Regions from separate parts of the Mus musculus genome. Here region 1 is linked to region 2. Evidence: chromatin loops called from intact Hi-C (ENCODE). Cell type or tissue: left cerebral cortex. All regions are shown on one strand. Each heading gives the region's core, and the rest is flanking DNA. Links, peaks and the distances in the headings are about the cores only.

What was found. A loop is a pair of places that touch in the nucleus more often than their neighbours do. Peaks named below come from ENCODE experiments on the same cell type or tissue, not always from the same donor. Only the 100,000 strongest peaks of a DNase experiment are listed, where the experiment ranks them.
Region 1: it touches region 2 in a loop (2.9-fold over the local background); 7 of 42 quality-filtered maps call a loop at or near these places.

The regions. Positions count from the first base shown.
Region 1 is chr10:120,687,408-120,703,537 of GRCm38, reverse strand. Gm35062 (a long non-coding RNA gene) reads right to left here and starts at 15,126. Exons shown (of 3, transcript XR_872122.1): 1 at 14,751-15,126; 2 at 8,727-8,938; 3 at 8,359-8,387. In left cerebral cortex, for the core only: no CTCF peak of the experiment used is centred there; DNase peaks (open chromatin) are centred at 5,944, 8,919 and 11,896.
Region 2 is chr10:120,857,727-120,873,856 of GRCm38, reverse strand. It overlaps Msrb3 (methionine sulfoxide reductase B3), which reads left to right. Exons shown (of 7, transcript NM_177092.4): 2 at 2,706-2,822. The coding sequence starts at 2,747. Gm15910 (predicted gene 15910) reads right to left here. Exons shown (of 3, transcript NR_038023.1): 1 at 16,096-16,130; 2 at 14,798-14,909; 3 at 10,529-13,256. Among named protein-coding and RNA genes, the nearest start is that of Gm15910, 8.2 kb to the right of the region's middle. In left cerebral cortex, for the core only: CTCF peaks have their summits at 5,246 (motif pointing right), 9,209 (motif pointing right) and 12,489 (motif pointing left); DNase peaks (open chromatin) are centred at 9,216 and 12,488.

The DNA of each region.
Region 1 (16,130 bases), core at 4,913-12,912, 170 kb after region 2:
CGTCTCAATTTCCTTCTACATGTGAAACTTAATGGTAAAAAACCGACCCAAGAATTACAAATCTGAAATGCGACATACTGGCTCACACTGTAATCCTAGTGCCTAAGAGACTGAGGCAGGTTGATTGTCTCGAGTTCAAGGTCAGCCTGAGCTTCACAATGAGTTCCAAACTAGACTAGCCTATCGCACAAGACATTATCACAGACAAACAAGCAAGGGGAAAAAAATCCAAACAGAGCAAAACAAACAAACACAAAACAAAATTGGAATCCGTGCCTGGGCCATTAGCCTGGCCCCATGTCGGAGACAGGACAAAGAAGCTGGCCAGAGGTCACAACAAAGGCCTGAAGACTGGAAAATATCCATGCGCCTCTCCAAAGCTTCCCAACGCCTCTGAACATGCAAGCAATGATCATGGCAGATTATAAGCTGATTGCTCCACGAGTCAATCAGTAGCTGGTCCTGTTGCCGCAAACGCTCCTCACTTTTGGGCCAGTGGTCTTTGCTTATGTAAGCTATAACGTTTGCTGAAGGAATCATGAAAATTTAATCTATCTTGGTCTTTTGGCATTTATAATACATAATCTATATTACTACAATTTGCAGATGGTGGCCATGTTAGCTACACATCTCTCAACACGTGAGAGTATCTGCATTGGTTTTTTTTTTGTGTTTTGTTATTTGTTTTTTGGGTTTTGGGTTTTTTTTTTTTCCCATTCATTTTACAGATGGATCTAACATATACTTGGAACAAATCTGGAGGATCATAATGCAATTGTCACTACTGAGTGTTTTTTCCAGGGTCCTGACACCATGGCAACTGGCCCAGACCTTCTTTTATTAACAAAACAAAACAAAACAAACAAACAAAACTGAACATGATTAAATAATATGATACTTAGAACATAGAGAAAACAAACTTGATTTTCAGCAAGATAGTTTAATAACATTTTCTTTGGAAAAGGTGTAGGCTGTGGTTATCTGCTCCTACCTCTACAGACATCGGAGAAATGCCAGGAACATATATGCCTACCTGTGGTGAACCAAGACTGGAGCCCAGGGATGCTCTGAACCTGGTACAGGACCTGGGACATAAGTCCTGGAAGAGATCTTACATTCTTTATGAGAATGTGATGAAAAAAAAAATCAAATCAATTTGAATTAGACTCATTTATGCTTCGAGAAACAATATTTTCTCCCCGTATCAAAACTTTGAAACACCTGAGAAAATAGAAGTGTCTTTGTGGTTTAAATGAGCTTTAAATGAATAATGGCGGTTTTGCGATGCAGGCTTGCATGCGATGTTCTTCCTTTTTCTCATTCCCGGTGAGGATAGTTTACTTGGTAACCTGGGAACTGTTACGGACTTGTTCGTGGACTTGCTCGGGCCTGGGCTCTGAGTCAGCGGACCCACTGAGGCTTCCGGGCTGGAGTGGACTGCTCTCCTTTTGGCTCTGTGGCCTCGGGAGTTAACTCCAGAGCAATACAACTTGGGCCCAGCAGATGGCGTCTGGCATCTGGCTGGTGGAGTGTGCACATATGGGTGGACGGGAAGCCAACTTTTCTCAACCATAAGACTCCTAAGTTCATTTAGGAGTAAATGTGTGACAGTTTGCTACATCTTATTTCCTTGTGGCGATGAGGTGTGCGTCCATCCATTCAAGTGCCTGTGCAGGCTGGGGGATATCATCAAAATGTCTTCCTCAACCTCTTCCTCACCTTAAAAAAAATTAATATATTTTTGGCCCTTTCATACATTTATACAGCACATTCTGCTTAGGTTCCCTGCCACATTTTGTGTCTTTCCCCCCCACTCCCATCCACCACTGAGAGATCCCAATCCGCTTTCGAGTCTTGTTTTACTATTATGACCCACTGGGTTTAACCAGGACCACTTGTATAGGCAATGTATGTGAAGCTTTCTGCCACTGGAGGAGCATAGAGAACTCAGGCCACTAAAGGCAAGGACTTCTTGTCCTTTGGAAACGTGTAGTTTTAACTGTTAGATAGTATGCTTGACAACCCAGCTCTTGATGTCTATGCTGTCTAGCTCACCTGTGATGCAACAAACCCTATTTTATTTATTTCCTAAATTGGAAACAAGGAAGTCCCTCTGTTCTCCTGGACTTGTCCAGGGAACCTCAAAAACCTTGTACGATGCTATGAAGCAGAACCATAGGACAGGGCAGGAATAGGTCCCTGGGAAAGGAAAAATAAGAGTACAATCCCTTCCTAGACCCAGAGCAGAAGTAAGGCATTCTACCCTCTATTTTGTGCCTCTCCCGGAGCTCAAAACCAAATTTCCTGGAACTAGGACAGAGGAACACTTGCTATGGGAATATAGTTATACATGCTAAAAGACATCTCTTAGAGCTTTGGAAATACATTACCTCCACACATAACCAAGCAGAATTTAATTGTCTTGCTATGAGCCCAACCCCTTGCTATGACTGTCTTGAAAACCAGATTCTGTGGGCCTAGACCTTCTGGATAGAATAATAGAGTTATAGACAGCTTGAGGAAAGAGAGGAAGAGTGGGAAGCACTGAGGTTGATAGATACATGGGGAGGCGGGGAGGGCTGGGACGATAGACATTTGGCTATTCTGCTTTTAGCCAGCCCGTGTTCTTACCCTTATACTCGACAGGTATCGATAACTTTTAGGGCCTCCAGTTTCTTTTTAAAGAGTCTAAATGGAAAAGTCCTCATTATAAAAGACCAGCATCCTCTTCAGTAGGTGCTGCTGCTCTGGAAAATGTTTGTGCTGCATTTTCTCTGCTTGCCACTTTAAGCCTCACCTTCCTTTGGCAGACCTTCCCAACCCCTCTTCCTTGGCATGAGGAAGCAAACATGTCTGCCTGAAGCTTGTATTTGGACATTAGCAAGAATGAGGGGTGGGGGATGGAATGGATTCTGTGAAGCCAATTTACAGTTGAAGAGACTGGCAAAGCACAGCGGTGCCAGCACCCTCTGGCTACTCTACCTATGATCTGGGCTGGGTTCCTGAAACCTCCCTCTTCCCTCGGCCCTCCAATTCATTGCTGAGTTACTAGGAAGTCTTGATAACCTCATTTTGCTTAAATCATCGTGGATTCTGTGGTTTGTAACAGCAGCAGCAACAACAGCAACACACACACTGGGGTTGGGTCTTGGGTCTCTCGTTGATAAAAGCTGCTCTCTGAGTCCTTGGTTTGGTCCATCGGACAAGTTCAGGTTGTGTCTCCCTATGAGAAATTATGATTTCAAATTGCCTCAAAGAAGAAGATACCAGGGACCTGGGACGAGACAGGTAGTACTGTTAGAAGTATACAGTGGATCCTAAGGTTCATAGATCCCGAACGCAGGATCTCTGGTCATTTCTTCATGTTCCTGAAATGAAAGAGGCAGAAAAGAAGTCACACTGGCCACACCTCCATGGGCCACAACCCATGACTTATAAACACACTTCATGCCCAGAGAGGTGCAATAGCATACAGCCTTGTTCAAAGGGCATCCATGGGTGATGCTATCAAAGAGATCATCCCAGGGGCGGTTTCTAGAATCATCAGCCAAGTAATATTGGCTCCAGGATCCATTATTATCCTGACTCAGCAGGGTTTTCTGTTTGCTACTGATTCCGATTAGTAACTACCAACTAGTTCTTTCTTCTGTTTTTTAAACTGGAGGCTCGAAACAAAAATAAATAATCCCCGGTTGTCCTGTTTCTCCTAGCCATGGTATCAGTAATGCATTCACAGATAGCTCACTGGGTCAACTCCGGGTTTTCAGTAAGGGATCGAGATTTGGTTGGTTGGTTGGTTGGTTTCAGTTCTGACTGTCGTTGATCGATTTCAATCCATTGCTGTAATTTGGATCCGAAAGGTCCTCTAGGCCCTATATGTGAAAGGCTTGGTTCTCAGCCTTTGATGTTATAATCCAACTTTAAGATAAGACTGCAGGGGGTGGGGTGAGAGCATATCCCCCGCCCCCTCACCTCCCCTTCCCCCTCCCAGGCTTGTTGGAAGCCATGAAGGGAGCTAGTGCTTGGCACGCCCCCCTGTGGCGATGCACTGTCTTTCAGCGCTGGAGAGACAATCCTGAAACCAGCTCCTAAAACAAACCTTTCTTCTGAATAAATCACCTCAGGGAGTTTGTTAGAGTGACCAAAGCACTTTGGTTGGAATAGTCTAGAAGGAGAAGTATGGTAGGAATGCAAAACACGGCCCAGATATCTTGGCAAGGATCAAAACCTGGAAGAAAGTTTAGATACCAAAAGTTCCACCTGGACCTCGCAAAAGGCTGGCAGGGATTGCCTTCCTTCTCTAGCCGAGCAGTCTGCTTGACGAAGGCAACCATCGTGGATATGCAAGCAAAGTGCCCTTAGACCCCTTTGCAGGCCTGAGCGAGACACCTGGTAGGAAGGAGTGGGTGTGTCGCGGGCAGAGGTGGGAGGAGCTTTCTTAAGCTAGCTGATTTACTGTGCCTGGTCATTTCCTACCCACAAGTCCTGGGTCATTCCTAGATCCCGTCACTTCTCACCCTCATGAGATAAAATCACAAATAAATAGTAATTTGAATGGGCAGACGCCAGCAAAGCCTTTGTGGGGAAAAGCGGAAATCTGAGGAGAGGAATTTGTAACTTAAACTACTTTCAAACCTCAGAATTCTCTAATTTGGAAGATTTTGGGCTATTTCGGACAAATTCAGATTCTAATATTTCCTTCACTTTCACAATGACTGCCCCTACCCCCGCCCCCATCCTGCCCCTTGGCTCCTTTCTTCCTCTTCCTGCTTAAGTAGGATATGATCCTTACACAAAGCTCGTCTTACAGATTCCATTTTATAACACCCAGCAGCCTAGTCATGTCCAAAGGAAAACCCTCCCACCTCAGAAGAGTTTTGATAGGGGTGTTAACGTATTAGCAATGCTAGCTACTTTTTTTGTTTGGTTTGCTTTTTATTTATGATGGAGATAGATATCATTTTGGCAAGAAGGTATTTACTCACTCTCTCTCTCTCTCTCTCTCTCTCTCTCTCTCACCACACACACAATTGAAGACACTTAGAAAAGTACCAAAGAGAAGGTAAAAACCCATAGCATTCAAACCGCGGTGTCTCCAAGGACAGACCTCAATCCCCTTCAAGCTCCCCTCTCTAATCAAAGGCCTATTGGGTTCACATTTTAAGCTGCCTCCCTTAATTTGAGAGAAATCTAGATCCTGCAGGCCAGCATCCGGGGCCTCCCTCATCTCCATTCATGCCGTAATATTTGGCAGGTATTTTTTATAGTTTGTGGTTTGCGATTAGAGTGATTTCTTCCATTTCTTTTCTTCATTCATGATGCTGAGAGGACTTTTTTTGTTGTTGGTTTTTGTTTTGTTTTGTTTGTTTTATTTTTTGGTTCTCATCTGTTTTTTCGGGGCGGAGTGGGCAGGGAATGGCATCAGTGTTTTTACTCTTCTGCCTTTAACAAGAAGGCTTACTTTCCACAGTAATTATGTGTCTGCTTTTAATTTTTGCACCCCGAGAAAAAGTTAAGGGTATCATGTCTACAATTCTAGATAATTCTGAGCTGGTGAGGTCCCTGATCAAGGCGACCTCCCTAAACTGCAGTTGCTTCTTTTCCGATGACAATGACGACTTTCCCCACAGCCCTGGCACCTGGGGTAGAACTTTCACAGGAGAGATAGCCCAGCTCCCTGGGAGCTATCAGCACAGATTGCCCATGCTGAGAGAACAGACCGCAAATTATCCCAGCTGCAGACACTTACACAGTACAGGAGGGAGAGCAGAGGCCAAGGCCGGAAGGTGGCGAGAGTTCCAGGGAAAGAGCAGGGCCTGCAAAGGATGTGTGTACCCCTCCTGCTGCCCACGAGCACCCAAGGCCTTTTCAACTACCCAGAGAGCATCTGGGGAGGGGGAGGGGCTGGGGTAGTGGGTGTGATGCGCAGGAGGTACTATCTGCTTTGCTAGGGAGCTGCGAAGTTGAGTTCAGTGGAGTAGCCCCACCCTCCCACTCTCTCATCCAGAAGAGACGAAGAGACTGTTACTGCCCAAGTGTTAGCTACTTCTGCCGTCTGTCGAAACGAGGGCTTTTGGACGAGATTACATCAGTTTTATAAAATAAATAAGCTACTGTTTTGCACATTTGAAGTGTAAGGTGTGAATCTTGGCCCTGTAACTTCTGCGGCTTTAGCTGCCTCTTTCAGCTGGAGGGGGGCGGGAGCTCAGCTTACTCTGGGCTCTGCCACTGATTTGGTGTGCGATATCGGTCAAGACGCTTACATTTTCTAGGGTTAACTGTCACTGACTCTGAAAGAAGAGGGTGCACCGGGTCAGATCGTTTCATTTGCTTTTGTTTCTGTTGGCTACAAAGGTTTTTTTTTTTTTTTTTTTTTTTTGCTAAAAATCTTACTTAGGCGATATATAGTAATAGATACAGTTAGAGTTTCACTGGCAAGGGGGTGGGGGTGGGGCGGCGGGAGGATCCCAGGCCACATTCATGCCGGCAGGGAGCTCTGAGGTTCCCCTGTGAGCCAAGTCACCTTCACTGAGATGAGATGAGATGAACTGTTCTCATTCACTTTGAAGATCAGTGAAGACTGCGGCTTCTCTAGTCCTTTTTACCCTGTTGCTTGCTTTATTTATTTATTTATTTATAAATATAAATGTGAAGAGGAATAAATGCCATGGCATGTGTGGAGGTCAAAAGGTTGAGAGTATTTATCTATGAAAAAACAAAACAACAAAGTCCACCCCCTTACCCCTTCGGTAACCATGAATTCAAAATAGAAACAGTCACTATAGTCTAATCAGTATGGTGGAGTCATATCCTGGGCCAAACAACAGCCATCTACCAGGTGACCCACAAGACACTTCTTAACCTTGCCAACACCCCAGGAGGTGGCTGTGATCCTGATGTGACAGAGGAGGGTACTGTAGCTCACTAACTTGCTCCAGTAAGATAACTACTACAAAGAGGAGTGGGTGTTTAAGAAGACATTGACTGTCATTAGGAGGAGAAAAACAAGTTCAATTCTGTAATCAGTTAACAAAAGCGGTGCAGAGGCCTCAGCCCACAGAACCCACCATCCAGGGATTCTTTGCATGGGAAATGGACAAGGAAAATGTTGGAAGAGACAAAAAAAAAAAAAAAAGTTCAGAATTTTAGAATTTTAAATGTACATTAAAACTCCTTGCAGCAGTGGAGACAGCCTGTGGGTATTCCAGGGAGGGTTACCAAAAACGCAGGCTCTGTCCCCTCCGCCCCTTGGACTTATATTTTAAGAAGTTCAGCCATTCCAGTCCATGCAGAAAAATACTCTCAAAGGAATATTTACAATGTGGATCTTATATTAAACATTTGGTTTTATATACTTAAATATTTATAAAGACATATGTGGAATAAATTTCAGCCTACAAACCGAAGTGAGCAAAACATATCAATTTCCCCTACTTCTTTAAATCAATGTAATTTTGTGACTCTCAGCCTTCATCCTTTTTTCAAAGATGGCAAAAATATTTACCTCCTGCTTGCGGACTCTCTCTTTCCCAGAATGTAGAATGTTTAATTGTAATGAAAACAGACAACTGGGAGGGGGGCTGTGCTCTTCAGTCTCTGGGTACACTGGGAAGCCCGTAGTTCTGCCCTGAATACTGGTGGTACCGTCTGAGGTTGGGGAACCTTTCAGAGAATATTTGCTAGGCACATCAACAATTTATCTCTTCTGAGGAGGGCCTGCTGTCTGAACACAGTCCTTGTGGCACCTCACACTAGCCTTCCTGCTCAGAAAAAAAAACAAAAACAAAAACAAAAAAACCCTTGACTTGCCTTAATGCTCTGTCTTGGCTGTTTTGAAATTCCAAACAAAAGACTCCATTTTGCCTCTGCCCTTGTAAACTGCCTCTGCCTGCAGTCTCCACCTCTGCCACCTCTCCTCCCTTCTTCAAGGGTCTTTGGTTCTCTGTTTCCATCTTATCAGGGAGAGGAGCCACTCTCTCCCACTGTCTATGCTCTAATGACTTTACTTGCCCGCCCTGGAGAATGGGCGTTTATCTCCTGAGTCAGGTCAAGAAGGGCAGCAGATGACGTCCGGGATGGGGACGTTGTGGTCTTCCGTTTTGCAGAGGTCTTGTCTTTGTTAGCTAACTTTGTTAACTCTGAGATTGGTTTCTGACGGTTTCGCCCGCTTGAAAGGAGATGCTGGGATTCGAATTCCAGCACCAATTGCTGCTACACCCAGAAAAAAAAAACAAGGTGAGAGCCAGAAAACACAGGTTGAGAGGGTGGTAGCAACAGTACACACCTTTAAGCCCAGCACTTGGGAGTCAGAAACAGGTGGATCTCGGTGAGTTGGAGGCCAGTCTCCAGAGTGAGTTTCAGGACAGCCAAGGCTACACAGAGAAACCCTGTCTTGAAAAAAGACAACAACAATTACAAAAAAACAAACTAACAAAAAACAAAAAGCAAAACAAACAAAAACAGACAACAAACAAAAAGCCAGACCAGACCAAACCAAACCACCCCCTTCTCCTACATAAAGCAACCGAACAGTAGAGACCTCAGTTGGATGTGACAGTAGACAGTCTCATACAGATCTCAGTTCAACCTGGGACACTTTAAACTGAAAAGAGATTCTGCTCCCAATACAGCAGTAAAATGTGAACTGGGGCCATTACAGGGTGGGGACAGATGCAAATGTAGGAGGGAGGGAGGACTTGAACCTATGTGGCCCCTACTGTTCTCACATTCATTAGGAGACTAGGTCAGCCTTCTTGACCATGAAACCTTTCCGCTGCGGTCTTGTTGATTTCGTTGGGGAAAGAACAGGCGGCAGGCTGGGCGGGCTGGGTTCGCGAGAAGGGAACCGCATTCGTGAGAGGTCCTGAATGCGCATTCCGCAGTTGCAATTGGCCAGCGCTCCAGGCATGAATGGGGAGAGTTTCATCTTCACGATTTACTGAAAACAGACGGTGAAGTTCGAGAAGCAAATGTGAAACGCTCATTCCGAAAGCCTTTTTATATACATGTTAAATCAGTGTGTGGGAAAGAGACCACAGAGATTGTTTAAACATTCGTACTGATGACACTCCGGCTCTAAAATATGCAGTTCCTTGTAGTTATAGGCAGAATTAATCACATATGGAGGAAGTCATCTTTTGAAACCGGATTAAAAGGAAATAGTTCATAACTCAGTGATATCAACATGCACGCCCCTCCCCCGCCCCCCGCCCAGGCCTGGGACACTCCTCTGCCTCCTTATCTCCCACTGTCTGAAGATGTTATTTTCTCACTTGGGGTGCCATGATCCAGCTATGTGACTCTGCAGAGAGAATCTGGATGTGGAGCCAGAATGGAAGAGATATCATTTAAGCCTGACTCAAGACCAGAATAATTAGGAGTCTCTTCCTGACCCTCGATTCTGCAGTTCAGCTGAGGTCTCTAGTCCTACTGTTAATAGGAAACATAGGAAGACAGGTCATCTCTACCCTTGAACTTCATCAGGAGAAGGCAGCAAGACATTTGGCTTAAAGAGTCTTCCCTCACCACTAGCATCCATCTTTAACTACATTACCCCAAGTGCTTGACAGGGACTTTTGTCAACCACAGGCAGTTAGGCAGCTTGGGAAAGAACCCTTATCTATGGCGCTCACTGGGGAAACCTATGGCAGTCACCTAAAGACAGTCTAAGTACTGGTCCAAGTCTCTCTCTCACTCACTCACTCCCCCTAAGACATCATGTGCTGTACAAAGTACTGGTAGGTGAACCCCATGTGTATCACCCACGGAAGTCATCTGGTTTTAAGGGAGCTGCTGTTTTTAAAAAGAGCAGTCCCACTAATACCCCCCCTCTCTCACCCCTCTCTTTTCCTTTCTTCCTTTCCTCTACCTCCTCCTCTTCTCCTCTTCTTCTTCTTCAAGATACACTGAGTTGAGAATATCCACGTTCATTTTGAAGTTCCTTCCCTTAAATGAGAGATTGTGTGTGTGGATGGGGGTGTGGGGTGTGTCTGGACTGAGACATGAGGCAATTCCGAAAATATGAATGAAAGAATATAAATATTTCTCCGGCCTCTGTAGTCTTCATTAAAGCACACCAGAGGAAGAGCCGGGCTGCCCTTCTATATTTAATTTGGACTCCAACCTCTTCAGCAGCATGATTAATTTTAGCTTATCATATGGAATGTCTGCCTACCTATAAATAAGTCTATTCATCTTTAGGAGGGCATAAATATGCCTCCTGTTTTACAGCCCCCCAAAAAAACCAAAACCCCAAAAAACAAAACCCTTTCATATCATTGTAATGAGATCTTTTTCCAGGACAATAGCTCAGCTCAGCCTCGGTTCCATTGTGCTTTCTTAACTTCCTGTTTGAAAAGTGTGTAAGTGAAAGTGTGTCTCCCCGGATGATTGTGAGCAGTGTTAGGTGATGGGATGTGAACCATGGATGAGAAAGGAGGACCTGGGCAGATCTCAAAGGAATAACTACAGAGAAATGGAGAAGAAGAACAGGGAGGAGGAAGAGATGGAGAAGGGAGAGGTGGAGGAGGAACAGGAGAAAGCAGAGGAAAGCAAGAGGGTTGGTAGTGTAAATCTAAGGTAGAAATGAAGGTGTTTAATTTTTAAGCTGTTCTCTCTGCTGTCCCCTAAAATGCTGGGAATGCTACCCACTGTCCTTGTTCATTAGCAAGCAGACTCTGCATTTCCTCATATCCCAGCGTTCCCTGGGCTCAGGTAAAGTCTATATGTCTGTCTACACAGAAAACGAATTTGCCTACACAAAACACCAAAGGGGATCGTGTTGTCAGTCGCCTTGAGGCAGACGATATTAAAAATCACTTTCAGGGGACTTGGCAGTGTGGCTCAATGGTAGAGAACTTGCCTGGCTTGCCAATGTGCTGGGTTTAATTCTAGCTCCACACTCTCCTCCCCCCCAAAATAAAAAAAAAATTGAATTATCCATCACAATTTTAACACATACCTCAAGTAGGCTTTATTGATAAAAGCAATCTATTAGGTACGAGATGATACATTTCTTGAAAATCATATTGCTGTAGGAAAATGTACCTCTTATTTCTAGGGCTATAACCCACTCCTTGAACTCAGACCTTTAAATGAAAGCTCACATATGGGACTCGTGCATAGGAAACACAGGGCCAGTTTTCCCTCCCTAGCTCAGTCCCTATTTAAAAAAAAAAAAAAGATGTGACTTCTAGAAGACAAAGGACTTGCCTTTCTCCTGACAAAGCTCTTCCCACTGGTGAATAGTAAGCAAAAGCAGTGTCCCCAGGAACGTCATGTGTCTGAGCTCCCAAGGGCAGGAAGCTTTAGTTTACCAGGTGTCTCTGACCAGTTCCAGGTCATTTTTTTCAGAAGCCCCTGCTTAGTCATGCTTCCCAATGCCCTGGAAGCACAGCCAAGCAAACAGAAGGCACTGAGGCTATCTTCCCGAGCATGGCTGCTCTCTGTGATATATAAACACATATTCACAGAGCAGGCAGGACTCATGAAAGATGCTGAGATATCAGTGAGCGACCCCACAGTCATTTCTACCACCAGTCAAATGGTCACGAAGATCCCGGGGATTAAATATAGAAGACAGGGCTAAGGAGCAAAGAATCACTCAATTGACAAATGGCTGCCACCTTTCACCCAGTTGCTTCTACTTGTAGGATCTAGGCTCCAAACACTCACACAGAAGTGCTGGCAGTACACATTGCCATGGTCTAACCCAGGACTGGGAAGTAAGAGGATAGAGGCTTTCTGGATAATTTGATCCAATGAACAACCCCCCTCACTGCGTAGTAACATCAACGTTCATTCTTGCAATCCAGGCCTTAGAACCAAGTTACATGGGAGACCATGTTTGTACAATGTCCTTCAAAGAATCTAGTAACTAAACTCCACTGGACGGGAGCCAAGACAAGCCTTTTTAATGCCAAATTCCACTACAGTGGGTCATGTTATTGGATGGCTCCAGTGAATTTGGGACAGGAAAAAAGGGCCCTGTTTCCTTTAATACTTTGTTATGTTTTCTTTCTTTCTTTCTTTTTTTTTTTTTTTTTTTTGGACTGAATTATCCAGATAATTGCTTCACTTTTCAGCTGAGCTTGTACTTGAAGGAGCACAGAAGATGACCCACTGAATTGGTTTTTTGTCTTTTGCTGTAATTGGGTTATCTGCAAATCTTAGAAATAAGTGTTATAAAACATAACCTTTATATGTTTCAAAACTCTTTTATGAACTTACACATCTGGGTTTGTTTGTTTGTTTGTTTCCTTTTTTGTGAGTCATTCAGAAAAGATTTACTGAACCAAACTAAAGATTTGTGTCATGATATTTGTTTAGGGTGCTCTAATGAGCTGAAAAACCTTGCAAGTGTTAGGAAAAACACAGGGAAAGGAGCAGAAAGAAAAAACAACAATTTCTTCTGAAATGCTGGTTCCTTAAAGACAAAAAGTCACCACTTTTAAACAAGTGCATTTGAAGCCAATATAAGGCCTGTAGTTGGGAATGGATCACAAGAGATCCCTTGCAACCTCTGTTACCTATTCCATTATTAGAACTATTTGGAAAGTTCTAAAATACCACTAAATAGTGCTCCATGATAAAGTGGCGATTTTATCCACGCAGCCTCTCATGTCTACTTGCTCTATATCGATTTCCAAATCTCACTTGTGGGGTATGTGTGTGTGTGTGAGAGAGAGAGAGAGACAGAGACACAGAGAGAGACACAGACAGACAGAGATTGTGTGTCTGAGAGAGAAAAAGATAGAGATTGTGTATGTGTGTGTGAGAGAGAGAGAGAGAGAGAGAGAAAGATTGTGTATGAGAAACAGAGATAGAGAGATGTGTGTGTGTGAGAGAGAGATAGGAAGAGAGAGAGAGATTGTGTGTATGGGGGAGGGAGAGAGAATGTGTGTGTGTGTGTGTGTGTGTGTGTGTGTGTGTGTGTGTGTGTGTGTTTAGACAGGGTTTCTCTGTGTAGCCCTGGCTATCCTGAAATTTGCTCTGTAGATGAGACTGGCCTTAAACTCAAAAATCAGCCTGCCTCCTAAGTGCTGAGATTAGAGGTGTGTACTACCACTGCCAGGCTCATTCCCAAATCTTAGCAGTTCCCTTGAGAAGAAAGTGATCCTTACATGGTCATGGCCGTGTGTTTGGATTCCTGGTCTGATAGTGACCATTACTTTCCTGTGTCTTGTAAGCACAAGAATGGATAGCCCTTTGCTTAACGGAAGTGACATTATCCACGGGTCAAGGACGGAGATGTTACAGCCTGAGGGTGTTACGGTTCAATGATAGATTTGCTGATAACCTTTGAGTTGTTAAAACAAAAATATGTTCTTAACATATAATTACATCTTCCACCCTCCCACCCTCCCCACCCCCGCTTTCCCCCTTCTTCCATTTCCTTCAGTATAATCCCATACCTTTTTCTCTTTCTCATATACATGGTCTCTAGCACCTCTCTAAATGCTTTAACATATGCATATATATATATATGTGTGTGTGTATGTATATATTATGTGTGTATATATGTGTCTGTGTGTGTGCATTTCTTAGAAATGTAAAAACAGCATGGTCAGTACGTGTAATCTTACTTGTGTGGATATAATTTCACAACTGGCCACTTGCTATTGGATTACTAATTGGGGAGCACTTCCTGGAGGAAGACTTTTTTCATGCTCTCAGCTGTTGCTAGTTGCCTGTAGTTCTTTTTCTAGAGTTGGGGCTCCATGAGATTCCCCCCTCCCATGTTAGCGTTATCTGTTGGCGGTCCTGTTTAGGCAATCATGTTATAGCGACTTCACGGGCATTGGTTCTCCTGGAATGGGGATTACACACAGCTGTGAGGCTCCAGGGTACTGGGAGCTGAACCCAAGTCCTCTGGAAGGCTGGCTCATGCTCTTTACTGGCAAGCCATTTCTCTACTCCTGTACATTTGGTTTGAAACTGATTTCCATTTTTGACCCATAGAACAGGGTCCACATTAACTTCCATGCTTGCAAGTTATCGTCAAGGCAGCTAGTTTCCAGGACAGAATGCTCTGGAGAGACAGTTCTGAGGTTCACAGAGGGCTCCTCATGAGGACTCCGAAGAGAGTTGACTAGTATGGAAGTGTACCAAACTGTCAAGGACTAGGGCGAGCACCAAAGAACATAACTGAGCATTCAGAAAGGGTAAGGGGCAAGGGTTAGTGTCTGCTCCCAACAGCCAGGCTGGGGAAAAAGCCCTCGTCTTCCATTCCACGGGGGCACCAAGAAACATCATCTTGCCTCAGAATGAAGGAGTAAATAACCAAGACCAAATGCTGCTGTGGAACAGGCTAACACATTTTAAAAGGTTTCAAGAAACTTAACTGCATCTAAGAACAAAGCTCAAGACGATTTAGGGGTATTAAAAAAAATATCCAGGACCCAACAAGGTACAACTCACAACGTCTGGCTTCTAATAAAAAAGTGCCAGGCATCCTAAGAAGCAGAAAAATATGACTCATTATGAGGAAAATAATAAATCCATTGAAGTCTGCCCAGAACTAACACGATGTTAAGATAGGTTACCTGGAAATGTCGAGTGACTGCTATAGTAAATACTAAACGCTGAGGAATAGTTATACAGGATGTACAAGAATAAACGCACAGTTAGATATTCGAACGAAAAGCTAGAATGTCCGAGGGGAAAACAGAAGATAAGATTAACAGTGAGTAAAGCACGGTAGAAGGAAGAATAGCAAGAGCTGGGCAGATGCTCAGCGGCTAAGCACTGACCTCGCAAGTGTGAAGATGAGCTGGACCCCCAGAACCCGTTTAAGTGCCGAGTGGAGGCTAGGTAAAGCAGAAACAGGATTCTCAGAGTAAGCCGGCTTGAGACTGGCCATGAGTTTGACTGAGTGCCCTCGCTCCCTTGAATAAGGGAGGAGGAACAGTCAAGGATGGCTCCTGACGGCATCAGGCCTCCACGTCCACGTCCACGTCCACGCCAGCGTGTGCCCACATGCACGTGCACCCTCTCACACGTATGTTCACATAGGCACGCGCAAACACACCGTCACACAGCGTACATGTGTACACACAGAAAAAGAAAGAAAGAAGAAATAGTAGTGAAGTTTTAAGGCAGTAGTGAGATCTGTGGATCACGGAGGGAAATGCCTTTTTGAAAACTCATACAAGCTCCGGTTTCTGGGCGACAGCTCTCGGGGGGGGGGGTGGTGGGGGGGGTGGGGGGGTGGGGGGGGTGGGGTGGGGGGGGTGGGATGGGATGGGAGGGCCTACGATGGATTTTTCCAGCTGCTTAGATCCCTGCGGCTTCCTTGCTTCCCCTCCTTTCTGGATCCTGTTGAAATGTTTCTTCAGAGTGTGAAGGTTCACCAGGTTTTCGTTACATTCCTTTCTCTTCGGATCAGCATTGATTGTGACCCAATAAACCCAAAGTGATTTGTCTGTTGTGTAATTTTCCTAATTAGAGTCCAAGTAAACGAGCGTGACTAATGGAAATGGAAAAGCTCTCACTTTCAGCTTGTAAAACTCAAATTCTGTTAGGTTGAAGTTTTCCTGCAGTTCCGACCTCGGCAACAGTAGTTTTCAACCTTCCTAACGCTGCAGCCCTTTAAATACAGATTCTCAGGTTGTGGTGACCCCCACCCCCAACCATAAAAATGGGTTTTGTTGTCATTTCATAACTGTCATTTTGCTACTGTTCTGAACTGTAATGTAAATGTCTGTGTTTTCCCATGGTCTTAGAGACCCCCGTGAAGGATCATTTGACCCCACAGGTTGACAGTCATTGCTCTACACTTTTGGATGGGAATCACTTCATGGTCTATGACATCATAAAGTTTTACACGTGTGTCACCAGTATGCTAGGGAACCCACCACATTCCAGAGAGGGCCTGAGGATGCTTGCCTCTTTCCTGAAGAATCCTGACTTTGGTGGTATTGTGTCTTGAGACCCAAGTTTCTTCAGACATGTCCAACCTTTTGACACCATGCCTCAATGTCACCTGGATTTTACTTGAAAGTCGAGGCTCTCGATTTAGGTCCCCATGCTTGTACTACTGATTGCACCATGTCCCCAGTCCCTCACAGATGTATTTTGCTAGGGCCACCCTGCAACTTGCCATGCAAGAAGCCCTTCAGTTTCTGGGTTAA
Region 2 (16,130 bases), core at 4,590-12,589:
CAGGCGTTCTGTAGGGTCAGCGCTGGGAAAGCTATGCTGTGACCAGCAGATGGTGGGAAACAGTATCAGAGAGCATGGACTCGCAACGGAGGCTTGTTCTGGGGAAACCGTGAGCAGTGCATCCAGCAGGGCCATGGGACAGGATAGGATGTGGTGAGAAACACAGGAAGAAGGCATGGAGTTAGATGGATGGGGAGGAGGGGTCTGGGAGGACCTGGGAAGAGTTGAGCAGAGGTGAAACCAGGATCAGAATGTACTGATGGGAGATTTAGTTTTCGTAAATGTTTTCCGGCTCATGTAATACTAAGCAAATATCTGACAGCTAACTTTTTTTTAAAAAAACATATACCACATACTAGGAGAGGTCCCTTTAGCTAATTGCTCTTTTGAACTGCTATTTTAGAGTCGGAGAAGCAAAGGTAAGTAACTTGTCCAAGGTCATACAAGCAGTTACAGAGACAGACAGAGTTCCAGCCAGGCAGTCCGGCAACAAAGCTAGCACACATCCACGGTGACAGGCATCTTTCTGGGAATGGGTTGTGTATTTTACATCTGTCGTCAGGGTCCGTTTTCTATTGCAAGTGTAAAAATACACACTCCTCCCTCTCTTCCCTCAAAACCTCAGTCCCAAAATATTGTTTACCATGCTCCTGTTCCCGGACCGGACACATTAAAGGCGCATCTCGTGGGTGCTTCTGTTGGACGGAGCTAAGCAGGGCATGCAGACACAGGTGGGCAGAACTGCCTTTCAGTCCATGGCTCAGACACATATTCCCAGGGTGCTGGGCACTTCACAAGCATTCTGTAAACTTGCCCACCTTCTCTAACATACTTGTGAGCATTCACGTAATTAAGGCTGTATCAGTGCCCAGCCTATAACACGGGAGATTTGTGAGTGGCTCACACCATGACAGGTTGTGTTCCTTCGTTCTTCCACATCCGAAAAGCCAAGGTGTCTGTGTCAGTAACTCTATCCATTGCTGCACTGCTTGGTGTTAGTATAGCACTTCCAGGGTCGACTTTAAGCACCAAAAAGGAAACAAAGCAGTTTAAACGCCCCCAAACTGGGCAAGACCAATTTGCCACTAGATGGCGCTCTGGCTATTTGGGTAGGGGAAAAAAAAAAAAAAAGATCGAGTAAGGACTATTAAATCACAGCCACTTTGAGCCCCTGGTATTTGCAGTCCTAGGCTTTTAATTGTAGCCGGCATCTTTGTTCTTTGCCTGACCTGCGGAGTGACGTCACTGCCTTGCTTCCTGTGTGCTGGCTTTGACACAAGCCAGATGGCCACAGTGATCCGTAGGCGCCCAGGCCGCCTGGTACAGCGGTTGATGAAACGGAATAGGAAGGCATTTTATGGTCAGCTGCGGGAGCACTGAGAGGCCGCAGCTTTGCTAAGTAATTACATTTACCGCACATACTTTATCCCTCATGGGGAAGGGTCTCATGGAGGGGGAAAAAAAAACTTACATTTTTATTTACGGCGTTGTGAGGTATAGACCTTTGATCTTTTATTAGCCAGTAGTCTGCTACAAAGGCATGCAGTCTTTGCCTGCTCCGCAGTCACTCGTGAAAATGACATCTTTATTTATGTCTAACGGTTCTCAGGCTGCGCATTGTGATTCTTAGCCCCCACCCCCACCCCAACCCCTCCAGTTAGTAACACAAAAATGTTTTGCTTCTGTAGTGAGTTTAGTTTGGGAAAGTCAGAGTTCAGGCATGTTAATACAAGCAGATTTCGGTCAGATATACTCCAGAGCGACTTGGTCAAATAGATTACTGTTTATCACATGTTTGCTCTTCAAGGGGGTCAGGAGAGTCCAGGAAAAGACTTTTATTTCAGGGTAGGGAATGGAGGGGGTGGCGGCGAGGAAATGATCAAGACATTAGTTTCATTCCATCTTTGGACATTAGGCAGTTGAAGTTACTTAACACGGCGTTTTTAAATAAAACACGAGAGATTGATAATCACCCAGTATTCTTCAATCTCATTTGAACTTAGTCCACACCAATCACGGCCCTGCGTGAGATCTTTACGCACCAATCATGGCCCTGCGTGAGATGTTTACGCACCAATCACAGCCCTGTGTGGCATGCTTATGAAAACCCCACAAGCTGGACTTTTGTCTTAATATCGTATAGGTTGGGGATTCTTCTACGTGATTCATTTCTCAAGACTTCAGTAAAATATTTTCTACCCCTTTCAATGTTGGGTCATGAGTTCTACTCCCAGAATTTTATTTAGAGGTTAAAAATCATAGAATTAAACGAAAGGGCACCTTCCCTATGCCTTCTTCAAAGTTAACGGATTGTGGAGCAAAGTCTCATAGTCGTCCTTCATCTTTTGTTTTTTTGTTTTTTTTTTTTTTCCCTTGTCTTAAAGGGCAAGTCTCTACGTAAGGACACATTTTGGCTCTGCTGTTAAATGAGCGTTTCCCACACCACGTTTGCTCTGTGTCCTTGGATCTTCGAGCCTCGATTGCACTCACATATGTACTGGGGATAAAGCCAGCCTCCTCAGCGAGTGCAGGAATTCACAGTGGCAGGGAGAGTCAGCTGTCCATCCGAAACCGCCGCACTATGGTTTATTAGCACTGTGCGTGCGCTTAGCCCTAGGTCAACCCAAGCCATCAGTTGTTCCATGAGTGTGCCTACCGTTCCTGAGGTTTTAATTCGTTGTTTTTGTTTCCTCTTTCCTACTCAGCTTCTGCCGCTGCCTTTGCCTCTGCTGGAGATACCACAGCTATGTCTGCCTTCAACCTGCTGCACTTGGTGACGAAGAGCCAGCCCGTGGCCCCGAGAGCCTGCGGGCTCCCCTCAGGTTGCCAATTGTTGTTCTGTGGTAGGGCACCGGGCAGAGTGGGTATTTCTGCTGCAGGAAATGGTACACCAGCATGCTTTACTAAACTTGATCTCTTTTATTTGGACCCTAATTTAAAGATGGAGATTGGTTACAAACCCTCACCGTCCTCTGAGTGACACCCATTTCCATGGTCCTTTCAATATTGGAGGTCCCTCGCCCAGCACTCACTTGTCACCAGTGTTTCCCCGTGTCGTCTTGTTCTCCAGTGCATGGGTACACATCTACAAGTCAGTGCACAGGAGGTAGAACTTTCAGCTTGTTAAGGGAATGCCAAGCTTCTCGCTGTACATGTGGCCGATCCTTTAGGGAAAAAGTGAAAATGGGAAACTTTAAGGTAATTGTGTCACGTATACTGTAGCCAAGAGTTTCTATTAACAAGAACCAAATAAACAGAACGGATATAGCATGTTTCAAACTGGGTCCAAAATTAGAACCACAGGCTGGAGAGATGGCTCAGTGGTTAAGAGCACTGGCTGCTCTTCCAGAGGTCCTGAGTGCAGTTCCCAGTAACCACACGGTGGCTCACAACCATTTGTGATGGGATCTGATGCCTTCTTCTGGTGTGTCTGAAGACACCTACAGTGAACTCACATACATAAAATAAATAAATAAGTCTTAAAAGATAAAAATAAGATAAGATAGAACCAGTATACTTTTTAAAGATGTGATTTTTAAGCACTTAAACCAAAGAAGCATAAAAGTTCAAACTTTCACTGTGTGTCTATAACATTTAAGTTAGTATCTCAATTTTATTATGAAATTCGCAATGGTCAAATGTTTTACTTCAGTGAATATGATTGTTAATACTATTTATAGTCCCATTACTGTATACATCTTTATCAATATATCCGGTAGAGAATTTTATTATGTTATTAAACACTTACAAAGAGTCGAATGCATGCCGTGAGCAGTGGGGATATGGTGATAAACAAGGCTCAGTTGATTGGGTTTTTCAACAAGTAGAAGAGAGAAATAAAACCGGAGGAGGCCCTCTGACCATATGTTGGTGTGGCTAGACTGGACACGTCTGTGCCTTGGGTAGAGTGGGGAGCAAGAGCGGAGTGATCCTAGCTGCCTTCTGTAGTGACAGAAGTTTTGGAAGGGAGGTGGCTCTCTGAAGCTTAGGAGGCCTCCACAAGGAAGATGGCTGATCGCAAAGCATGCGCAGCGGTTAATTGCATGGCCCGGAGTGGGGAGAGGGGGATTTCCAGTACAAGGGGTGGCGGAGGGGGGGGGGGGGCTCTGGGTTTTCCTACACAGCTATGATAGGGCTTGAGATAGCAACTTGATTTCAAGTGTCAGAGAAGGCACTTGTAAAAAGTAGATTTCACGTTGTTGATCTATGACAACTCAGGAGTAAATGCAGCCTACTGCACAGAGCCCCGCCCCCAACCCCTTTTTGGTACGCTGCTCCCTGGCCTGCGCGTGCGTGGATGGATTTGAGGGCGCGCGGTAACATCAAGAGTCGGGAGTCTTGAAGCCGGTGATGAGAGCAGATGGGAAAAGGTGAGGGTAGACAGAGACAGAGAGGCGGGCTGCAGACCTGGCAAGGCTCACCCATTGCATTGTGTCTGCACATGAGGGAAACCTTTCTACCATACGGCAGTTTTTCATCGCTATAGACACGTGCAACAACAACTGGACCACAAACGTACAGCCAAGGCTCCGTGTCTATTTTCTCCCTAACCCCCGTTGTAAATACCGCTACGGGGAAAAGCATACAGTTTTGTAGGGCGAGTTTGCTACCCACAGCGGAGACACAGAGTTTATAGAAGAGCAGTGTATTCCTTAAAATGTAACAGGCTCATAAAGTGTTCCACAAGGACACTGCTGAGTTGAAATACAAATGACTGGAACTTTTGATGACGAAACAATTCAGACATAAATTCAACAGAACCCGGTAAGGAGCAAGCCATTCCAGTAGGGTGCTCAGTGCTCAGCAAGCAATTCTGGATCCAGACTGATGGAAATTGGAATCTGGCTTTGACTCTTACTGTCTGGACGTCTTAGTTCCCATATTTTCAAAAGAAAGAAAATAATAGGTCCTGTCCAAAATGGCTGCTGTGAGAATTAAATAAATTAGCGTATCAAAAAGGTTAGGACACTGCCCAGTGTAAGCACCATAGGTATTTTCACTAGGCTCATTACAAAAATGATATATATTTATAAAATATATTTATATTTTTAAAAATGGATATATATTTATATCCATTTGGATTTATATTTTTCCATGAAAATAGGCTTTTAAAAACACTTAAATGTGTATAAATTTTCTCTCTCTTTCTTTCTTTCTTTCCTTCTTTCTTTCTTTCTTTCTTTCTTTCTTTCAAGACTTATTTATTACTTATATGTAAGTACACTGTAGCTGTCTTCAGACACACCAGTAGAGGGCGGCATCATATGTCATTACAGATGGTTGTGAGCCACCATGTGGTTGCTGGGATTTGAACTCAGGACCTCTGGAAGTGCAGGCAGTGCTCTTAACCACTGAGCCATCTCTCCAGCCCCCATAAATAAATTTTTTTTTAAATTTTTGATGCACTTTTATTTTTATAAAGTTTATTCAAATGTATTATTCTATATAATCTTTTAGTGCTCTCTGAAAGATCAAAATATATTTTAAACTAAACATGCATGAAAAGTTCAAGGTATCTAATTTTTTTTTCTTTCCATTTTTTATTAGGTATTTAGCTCCTTTACATTTCCAATGCTATATCAAAAGTCCCCCATACCCACCCACCCCCACTCCCCTACCCACCCACTCCCCCTTTTTGGCCCTGGCGTTCCCCTGTACTGGGGCATATAAAGTTTGCGTGTCCAATGGGCCTCTCTTTTCAGTGATGGCCGACTAGGCCATCTTTTGATACATATGCAGCTAGAGTCAAGAGCTCCGGGGTACTGGTTAGTTCATAATGTTGTTCCACCTATAGGGTTGCAGATCCCTTTAGCTCCTTGGGTACTTTCTCTAGCTCCTCCATTGGGAGCCCTGTGATCCATCCATTAGCTGACTGTGAGCATCCACTTCTGTGTTTGCTAGGCCCTGGCATAGTCTCACAAGAGACAGCTACATCTGGGTCCTTTTGATAAAATCTTGCTAGTATATGCAATGGTGTCAGCGTTTGGATGCTGATTATGGGGTGGATCCCTGGATATGGCAGTCTCTACATGGTCCATCCTTTCATCTCAGCTCCAAACTTTGTCTTTGTAACTCCTTCCATGGGTGTTTTGTTCCCAATTCTAAGGAGGGGCATAGTGTCCACACTTCAGTCTTCATTCTTCTTGAGTTTCATGTGTTTAGCAAATTGTATCTTATATCTTGGGTATCTCTCCAACCCCCATAAATAAATTTTCATTTAACTTCTTTTACTTTAACAGTACCACAAATGCATGTTGCTTGAGATATATCGCCTCTCTCCGTCTGTTGTCTCTTTTGAACACTGATGTTGTGTGTGTGTGTTACTTCTGTGCATCTCTGGCAGTCAGGTGACAACTTATGGGTGTGTTGTTCTCTCGACCACATAGTTCCTGGAGATTGAATCCAGGTTGCCATCTTTGGCTGCACGTGCCCTTACCTACTGAGCCATCTTGCCTTCCCCAGCCTGTGTTTGATGTCTTTATTCCCTGTGGATGCTGGATGTTGTCCAGCACCAGACGTCACGTTCTGTAAATATGTGTGTCTTCCATTCTCACCACCCCATATTGACAAAAACCCAGAGAAACCTTTTTTTTTTTTTCTTCCCTTGGACTGGCAAATGAGTTGGTTAGGGTTTCTCTCACTTTCAAGGGTCATTCTTATTTGAAGTGCAGTGAGCGAGCTTGTTATCTACGCCTCTAATGGGGTTTTACTCTTTGAGAGGCAGGCACGCTGAGAAAGTTATTAGATTTAGCGACAGTGATACAAACTATTTGAACTTTCAAATTTAAAAAATGTCGTTGTGATGACGAGAACCCTAACCTTTACGACTTGGTACACAGAGGGAAAGAGGGCAAAATGGGAGGCATAGGAAATTAACATGAAATTTTTATTTCTTGCTTTAAATCCCTGTTCCTTGGCCCAAACCCATTACGACAGAAATGTCTGTAAATCAAAAAAGATTTTGGTTCCTTATCCCCATTAAATTTGAGTACTGAATAATAATTCAATATCGAATAGCAAATTAATTTTGAATAATTATTCAACATTGATTTTGAATAATAATTCAATACAAAATAACTCCAGAGCTAAAAGGAAATAATAATTGAAACAGGCTCCTAAGATTGATCGTAATGGGCTGGCCTGCTGGAAGCCTGTATCTCAGAAGTGATTTATCATTTTCCAGCTCTGGCTTGCCTTTCTCCTTATTTTTTTAATAATGCATAATTTTAACTAAGAGCTTATTAGGTGCATCTGAGTTATGGTTCACTCATGTTTGTCATTAAAGGTCATTTTTCTCACTCAGGATTTCTTGGTAATTTCCCACAACAGCTCCTGTAAGTATTATAAAGCACCCCGGGCCCGGAGCAGAAACTTTGACCACAGTTCTGTCCTTGGCTTGTGTGTGACCCTGGACATGTCTGTGAGCCTGCCCAGATTTCCTTCTCCTCTTCTTTAAAATGAAGAAGGAAAGTTAGATAATCTGTTCCATCATGGAATTCCGTGCTTTGTTTTTCTTCTTAGCTACAGTTTTCATTTCTGGCTGGAGGTGAATTACATCGCAAATGTCAGTATTAATTATTACTCCAGACCTACAGGAAAGTCTGCTAGGTAGTACTTGAGCACCAGAATCCTCGTCACTAAAGCAAGATGAAAGGACTATCCGAAGAGGGATCGTGCAGCAAAATTTGATGCACAGTTTTAATCCTAGGGAAAATTTGGTATTGCGGTGGCTTAGATCAGATAGCATGGTAGTTCTTGGCCAACTAGAGGCGCTGTCTAGATAGGTCTAGTTCTAGTTCTAGTGATAAGCCACACTTCACACCATGCACACAGGAAGCAGTTGAGACTCTGAAGTCACCTCATCGACCTGTTTAACAAACCAGCCCACGACTGCTAGGTCGTTTGGGAAGATAGCGTTCTAGTGAATAAATGAAAACTCCCAAGGGCTCATTCCGAAAATGGGGTTTGAAATACAAAGACCATGCTCTGTGAGAGGAGAACTAGTGAACCAGGGGCTTGCGACTCTAGAACGTGACACAGCGTCTGGTGGTTGGTATTTCTTAAACGAATATATATGCACACATATATACATACACACATGTATACATATACACATATACACACATATATACACACACTATATACATATTCACATATATACATACATATATATACACATACACACACATATATACACACACAAATACACATACACACCTATATATACACATATACACATATGTATACATACACACACATATATAAATATATATATACACACATATAAATGCACACACACATATGTACCATCTAGAATTTATTTGCCTTTTTCTCTAAAATAGTATGAGTTCATTGGTTTATTAGTTGTTTGAAGGTGCATACATAGTTCTTATACTTACTACGAGAATTAAGAACTCTGGCTCATCTGGTCACAGCTGTGGAGCAAATTAGTATGTTTGTACTTTATTGAGTACAGATGCACACAACAGCATCTCTGTAAAGCAAAAAGCACCATTTTCAATTAAAACTGACAATAGTTCATTAGCAGCAACTGGTGTTACATCTACTTTAAAATCACCCCGCCTACCCACTGGAACAGCACAGTCTCTGTTAGTGCTGTTAAAATAGGCCTGTTAAAATCCGGACCACCTCCTATGGTCTTCTAGGAAACAAACAAATCAACCAATCAAACAAACAGTTTTGTGGACACAATGTGTTTGTAGTTTCTCGTTTTCTATTGTTCTTGTTCTAAAACCCCTGGGCTCTGCGAGAGGAGCTCAGAGCCTGTTCTCAGGCAGACAGGAAACCACTGTGAAAAGGACCAGGGTTTGGTAGCCCTTGGTTCTCTGTTGCTGTCACTAGTACAGTTCTGATTTTTCTGCTCACCATTTCCACAAGTTCATCTCACCTAGATTTTTAATTATACTAACATTTTGAAGAATACATAGAAACACAGATATGTATGATGTGTACGTGTGATATGTGTGTGTGTGCATGAGCGTGTGTGTGTGTGTGTGTGTGCATGTGAGCATGCAGTTCTTCAGGCTTGATGCGGGGCCTCGTACATGCCATATACACTAACAGGCCAGGAGTGGTGTGTTTGTTTGTTTAAAGAGGGATAACTTTAAAAACAGAGACAAGTTTCTGCATAGTTTGCAACAGAATTAGAAAGCAGCTGACTGGTTGCTACACCTGCCTTCCAGTAGGTGGCGCTGGCTTTACATTTCTTTCACAGCTTGTACTGCAGTGTTAGCATTGAACACATAGGTGCATTGTAAAAATCTGAAAGTATGTAAGGAATATCCAGTTAAGAACATATGGATTTACGAACCACACTTTCCCTGCCTATACCGTGTTCCGACGATATGCGTAGAGTGAAACCTTTTTCGTTTTCAATAGGACTCCAACCCCCTTTACTCCGACGTTTCTTGGAAATGTCTTTCATATGTAGACTCTCTACAAACTAAAACAAGTTTTTGTAAATTAACTTATCTTGTACCAAATAGCTGATTTAGCAGTAATTTATAGCTTTATATGCAGCTAAATTTTCTGCAGCGGACCACCCAAGAATTAAAGAAAACTACACATTTTGTTTTGCCATGTTTTGGATTTTTATAGAATCTCGAGATGTTATTAGTTAAACATGTTGAATGTTAAGCATGGATCAGTTTTTGCATGAATGGAATATTTTAGGAAACTAGAAAAATTATATTTTAAATATTTATTAATGAGTTGATTAATGAGTTGAGTATTTTTGAAACAAGATTTAGTAGCTTTATAATATAGTAAAGCTTCAATTAATATGGAAAACTTGATATGTGGTGTTGTTTAAAAAATCATTTGTGGAGAATGCATATTTTGTCAAGGCCGATTTGTCACAAAATAATGTATATGTATAAATCCAAAGTGCCAGGCATATGCCTTACTAAACTTTGTTAAATGGCAAACAAATCAATAATTATAAAATCCATAGTGCAGTAGAATAGTCAAGAGAGGCATGGAGAATATCTTAAACACATTTCAGTATTTCTTCTTGAACATTAAGCATAACAATGAGTGTAAAAGATATAAAACATTACTGTCTCCAACACTTCTATAGGATAAGAAAGTCAGCGCCTTTAATCCCAGCACTCGGGAGGCAGAGGCAGGCGGATTTCTGAGTTCGAGGCCAGCCTGGTCTACAGAGTGAGTTCCAGGACAGAGAGCCAGGGATACACAGAGAAACCCTGTCTCGAAAAACAAAACAAAACAAAACAAACAAACAAACAAACAGTCAGGACAAGATGAATGTGGAGACACTGCTTAGCTAGGCTGGTTCTGCAGTTACCCATGCTCACAGAGATGTTGGAAACGATCAGAGAGGAATGACAGGATCTTCCCCGCAGCCCCTGTGCATGATGAAGCAGCGAGCCAGAGGGAACTGCAGAACACGCCCCATCACACCTGTGGGTTTTCACCATCAGTCTTGCCCAGTTTAGAGTTTCAACTGAAACAGTTTAGTCAGCAATCAAACTTTTCATGATTCCTTTTGCTGGATACATTTTAATTTAAAGTTATTTAAGCTAGGTTATTGAGACAGAGTGACAAAATGATAAATAAGCAAATGTAGATATTTTGTGCCTTCACATTTGAAAGCAACTATTTATGGGAAAGCTTAACATCTGTTAGAAATGCCTTAATTTCCCCCTTTATCTGTATTTAATACGCCCACACAAGTATCACTTATCTAAAAATGCTTCAAAAGTATTTACTAGGTACACAGTGGATTAATAAATTATATACTTGCACAGTTACACATATTAACTTTTATGATAAATACTTCTCCCTTCAACACTACTTTATGATGCTTATATTCAGCCACGCGATTACAGAGAACGGGATATTATTTTAAATCAATAGATTATTTGAATTTTAGGCAAGCCAGGAAAATCTACCATTGTAAATATCTTTACAGTTGTAATTTTATAAGATTTTACTGCCAGAATACATATTATCTCAGGATGACTCATTCCACTTGATTAATATTTTAATATCACCCATGTGATTTTATATAACTTAACCTCAAGTTTCAGAGCCTTTTACTATAGTTTTGGCATTGATGAAGAAACAAATTATATATTCCTTACTGGTTTGTTTTTATTACCAGTTTGCTGTGGGGCCCCGGAAGCATCCTTTTCTACCTTTTATTCCATGTCTTCAACTGTAAACTAAGAGTTATATAACATTTATTATTATTATTATTATTACTTTTACAATTAGACAGAATTCTCAAGTGTTACATTAGCCGAAAATTTCCCAAACCTTGTAAAATAGAACCTCCACTTCTTGCTATCCAAGAGAAGAAAGCGGAGAAAAGAAACCAGGGAGCAGCCGGCTAAAACCCGGAGAGGACGATGGGGTGGCCAGGCAAAGTATTTCTTGTTACAGGAAATGCTTGGATCCTGTAAAGTACCAGAAAGGCTGAGATTTTTGACTGGTTGATTCACTGCTCCATTCACACCAGAACCACGTCTGTCACATCACGGGCACCCGATGCATGTCTGTGGACCGGGTGAATGTCGGTGAACAAGCAGTGGTGGCGCCCGCCTTTAATCCCAGCACTTGGGAGGCAGAGGCAGGCGGATTTCTGAGTTCGAGGCCAGCCTGGTCTACAGAGTGAGTTCCAGGACAGCCAGGGCTACACAGAGAAACCCTGTCTCGAAAAAAGAAAAACAGAAAAAAAGAAAAACAAAACAAAACAAACAAACACCCCTTAGGCCTCAGAACAGTGCCTCAGGAAGATGGCCGCTGGAAGGAAGTACTTTACTGATGCTCTTGTGAGTCCTCATAGACACTCCCTTGTCGTTTAACTATAGAGGCAGGAGAAGGGTAAGAAATGTTTTGCTGCTTTCTGCACCATACGGCAGGATGGCTTCCTGGGACCAGATTTCACAGAGGACAGGAAAGGGTGTCAAGGACGAGGTAGCTGTACCTAGCGGGGCGTGGAGCTGGCAGGAGATGACCGTGTGCTTGGGGAATGTGAGTTAGCAGTAGTGGGGCATAGTAAGGTACCACAGAGCATGCGCTGAGGAGAGCGTAGTCAACGGCTGGGTACAACCTCCAGGTCCGGGCTCCTGTCACATAGGCGTGTGAGCACACCAGGTAACTTCTTCAGGCATTAACTGCTTCTTAGGGGTTTTAGTCTAGAAGCTTGTCAGTTTTCAGTTTATAAGATGAGGAATATTAGTTCTGTTATTTACCCTGTAAATTATCAGTTGATGCTACGATATATTACTGTCTTCATAAATTTGAATACTCAGCTTTTTCCACTCTACTATTTTCATAATGAGGATTCAGCTTAAAAAAAAACCAAAGTGATGGGGGTTGGTGAGGGGGCTCGGCTGTTAAGAGCACTGGCTGCTCTTGCAGAGGACCTGGGTCAGAGTCCCAGCATCCTCGTGGCAGATCCCAACTTTCTGCTAACTCCAGTTCCAGGGGATCCAGTGCCCTCTTCTGGCCTCTGCTGGTACTACATGCATGCTACACCTACTTTCAGGCAAAACACTGCTATCCATGAAATAAAAATAAATAAATCTTTAAGACAAACATTGTGATAAGGACATATGATAGTTTGGCAGTATTCTTTCCTCTTTCTAGTGGAGCATAGATAATGTACCACATTTTAAAATGTACAGTAATATGAGAGTCTTTCTGAAATGGACCACATGAAGGAATCAGGTTGATTCTCCTAACCTGATTTGACTATGGGAAATTCCCCCTCTCTCTTTCCAAGGGGAACAACAGGTTAGCATTTCTTTCAGGAGTCAATGTTTTATAAGATACTCTCTGGCCCATGCTGGATCAACAACCTCATAACCTTACATTTAAGAACAGTTATGCTAGTCCTGGTGAAAAGACTTGAACTCGGACCTCGAGAGAAGTGATGAAGGATCGAGTACTTTCAAAGGGAACAGTTTCCTTACTCCATCCTTATTATCATTTTTATCACTCTGACTCACTCAGCAAACATCACTGTATGTTTGAAACCGAGATCTAAGAAACATGGGCACAGGTAACTAGAAGACATCTTGGGGGAAGCTTTCAACAGTAGCCACTGAGACGGAGACTTAAGTAAATAAGCAAGCCAAGTTCAGATCGACATTTGTCTTGCACCGACTTGGTATTTGGTACAGGAAACGCAAAGGTAGCGAGTAAATACGCAAGCTCCCTCTCTCCTTCGAACATCAGTAGAAGCCGTGTGCCTTTTCTTGAGTTTTCTGTGTGAAAAAGAAAAATGTTAAATTGTATCCTCTTCTCCAGAACATCTTAGGTTCCGCTGGGCTAATTGGTTAACTATTCATCCTGCTGAAGCTGCACACTTGGTTTTTGTCATTGTACTTAAATCGAGACTCAAGTTTGAAGCACACCATGAGTTAATTTTGGAGACATAAAAAAAGCTGAGTTTTTAGGCCACCCATTTTCTTTCTAAATGAAGTATATTCAAAGTTGTATTTAAATAAAATTTTGCGTGATAATCTAAGAGAGGGCTTGTTTCAGTGGGTGGTTACCTCTTATCTCTTAAGCAGACTGTGATCCCCAAAGGGGAAACTGAGGGAGGAGAGATGGATAGAGAGGATATGGCCTGCAAGTGTGTGTGTTTGTGTGTGTGTGTGCTCTCACATGCATACAAATCATTTTGATTGCGTGTAAAATGTAGAACTGAACTGAGTCTGTCTGGTTTTAATTTTTTTTTTCTCTATGGGCTATGAAGTTCAAGTGAAGACCCATGCTTTAAAAAAAAAAAATTAAAACCAGGGAGCTGCAGGTTTGTCAGAGTCTCACAAGCAATCAGATAGAATTGACATGAAGTGACTTTCCCTTCCACTGCTATCCCTAGATGATGGCAGCGCCTCCGAAATTCTTTTTTTAGTCATATGCTTTGCAAGCAAGAAAATGCTTTCAGGATCAAGACATGCCTTAAATATTTCTCTAAACCCTGAACTTCACGGTCCACATTAACGCGAATATCATTGCTCCCAGGGTTTGCATTAAGTTTGGAAGGGTTGATAAAGTAGTTTCTAGTTCTCTTGGGAGTTTAACAGATGCTGATGAAATCATGACCGTATATGGGCTTTACCATTAAAAGTTTATAGCATGCAAGTCAATATAGACGCCGTAGAAGATGGCTTCTATCTCAACGGCCATCCAACGTTTTTTTTTTTTTAATGACTCTTAGATCAGGATGAACGAATCTCCCCGTTGTCTGCGGCCAGGAGAGTCATGCAGCTTCATGAACAAGGCCTTGCTATTATGGCAAGAATTTCCAGCCATCCTAATTAGCCCAAGATACCATGTACCCCTGTCTGCCCACAGTAGGAAAAACAAAACATTCGTACACTTCCCTCCTTGGCTTTAACAGCACTTCATTTCTCAGATGCCAAGGTTTCGCCCTTTTGAATCTGAACCTTTTCCTGCTTGGAGAATTGGTAGCTTCATAAAATTAGCCACTCCAGCTACAAACATTCCTTCTGCATAGTTGTCAGCAGGCTGGATGCTCCCAGCCTTGGCTTATACACATTTAATCCCACCCCATCTATCAGTCAGCTTCTGGGGTGGAGCTTTCTTCCCTATTTGGACATTTCCTGACACTCTGATTTTAGACATCTGATTTCTATGCTTCCTATAGACTGCAGAGACAGCTAGACATTCATTGTCAGTCTGGATGGGAAAAGTTCAGGGTGCAAATGTGTGTTACCTCGCTTTATGCAGAGCTCTGTACACGCCTTCCCTAAGGACGCAGGTTGTGCTGCCCTCTTACCGTTCCTGCTTCTGTGTGTGCGCCTCAGGAGGCAGGAGCCTTCTTTGATTTGTCCCGAACTCTCCAGTGCTCAGCTGAAGTCTTAACTCACTGCAGATACTTCAACAAGTGACTGTAGAGAGAATGAATCACTACTAAGTTCAGAACTTTGTATCTTGAAGAATTTACAATGTTTCTAGGAGATGTCCCCGTGTAGTTGGACCGCACTGTATTTGCTCACGTAGATGCTACCCTGCAGAGCAGACAAGCTACCACTGAAGGCTGGCAGAGAGGAAGCCACCTGGATGAATAGAGTGGTAAAGAAAACGGGCCTCAAACGTCTTGTGAGCTGGCCTGTCCACTCTGCCAGGATAGAAACCGGAGGCCAATTTCATCGTTTGGTTCTGTGCCTGTAAAATACGTGGCATTACTTAATTCAAGAAATGTTTTCATTCTTTATATTATGTGTTTTTAAGGGCTTGGAGCACAGGTGAAATTAAACTAAGTTTGATGTAAAAAATTAAGGTTTTTTTTAAAAGCTCAGTTGGGGTATTAATTCTATACTTTCTTTACTTATGGATGTCCCCTGCCATTACCTACAGGATTACCCTGAAAGGGGAGAGGTGCCTTGTTTAAAATGTTTAAAATGGCCAAAGGGTTTGTTCTCTATGCTCGTGCAACGTTCATCTCCAACAAACCCTCCATTGATACCTGTCCCGTGGAGCTCGAGGTTGGTCTGGATTTAGATAGGCTGACATTAAGCCAGCAAGCAAGTTAGACACACTGCGTGTCTCTAAGCCAGCCCGGTGAATATACTGTCAGAGACGCGCTGGGTAGACACAGTCTGAAAGGTAGCCCCCGAGAGCCCTCCTAGAAACAGAACCTACAGCAATGTTTAGTAATGTAAAAAAAGATCGGATTACCGAACAGTCAAGTTTGTTGGCCTCAAGGCTTGCCCTTTGCCCATGTCCTGCGTTTATCCTGCTCTCGCTCTAGCTTTCTGGCTGCATTCACGTTACCTGTTTCTCTGTCACTCATTTATGAGCTGTACAGCGTCTTCATCTGGCCATCTCCTCTATGCGTTTGGAACGTTCTCAAGACATCCTTACAATCAGCTTCCTCTCCTTCTCTAGGACTCTGTCCAAATTCCACTGTAGTGAGCGCCCCCTACCTACTCCACTGAGACTGCAGTCCTCCATAGCCTGGGGGCCCTGGCCCTGCTCCACCCTTGCCTTTCCACACTTCCGTACTTAGCTTAGCACCTTCTAAAAGACCTTCCTCTAGACCTCCTTGTTTCTCCTGTGTTCTGTGTAGCTTACCTCTGCCATCACGGGAGCTCCAAGGCAGAAGGTCG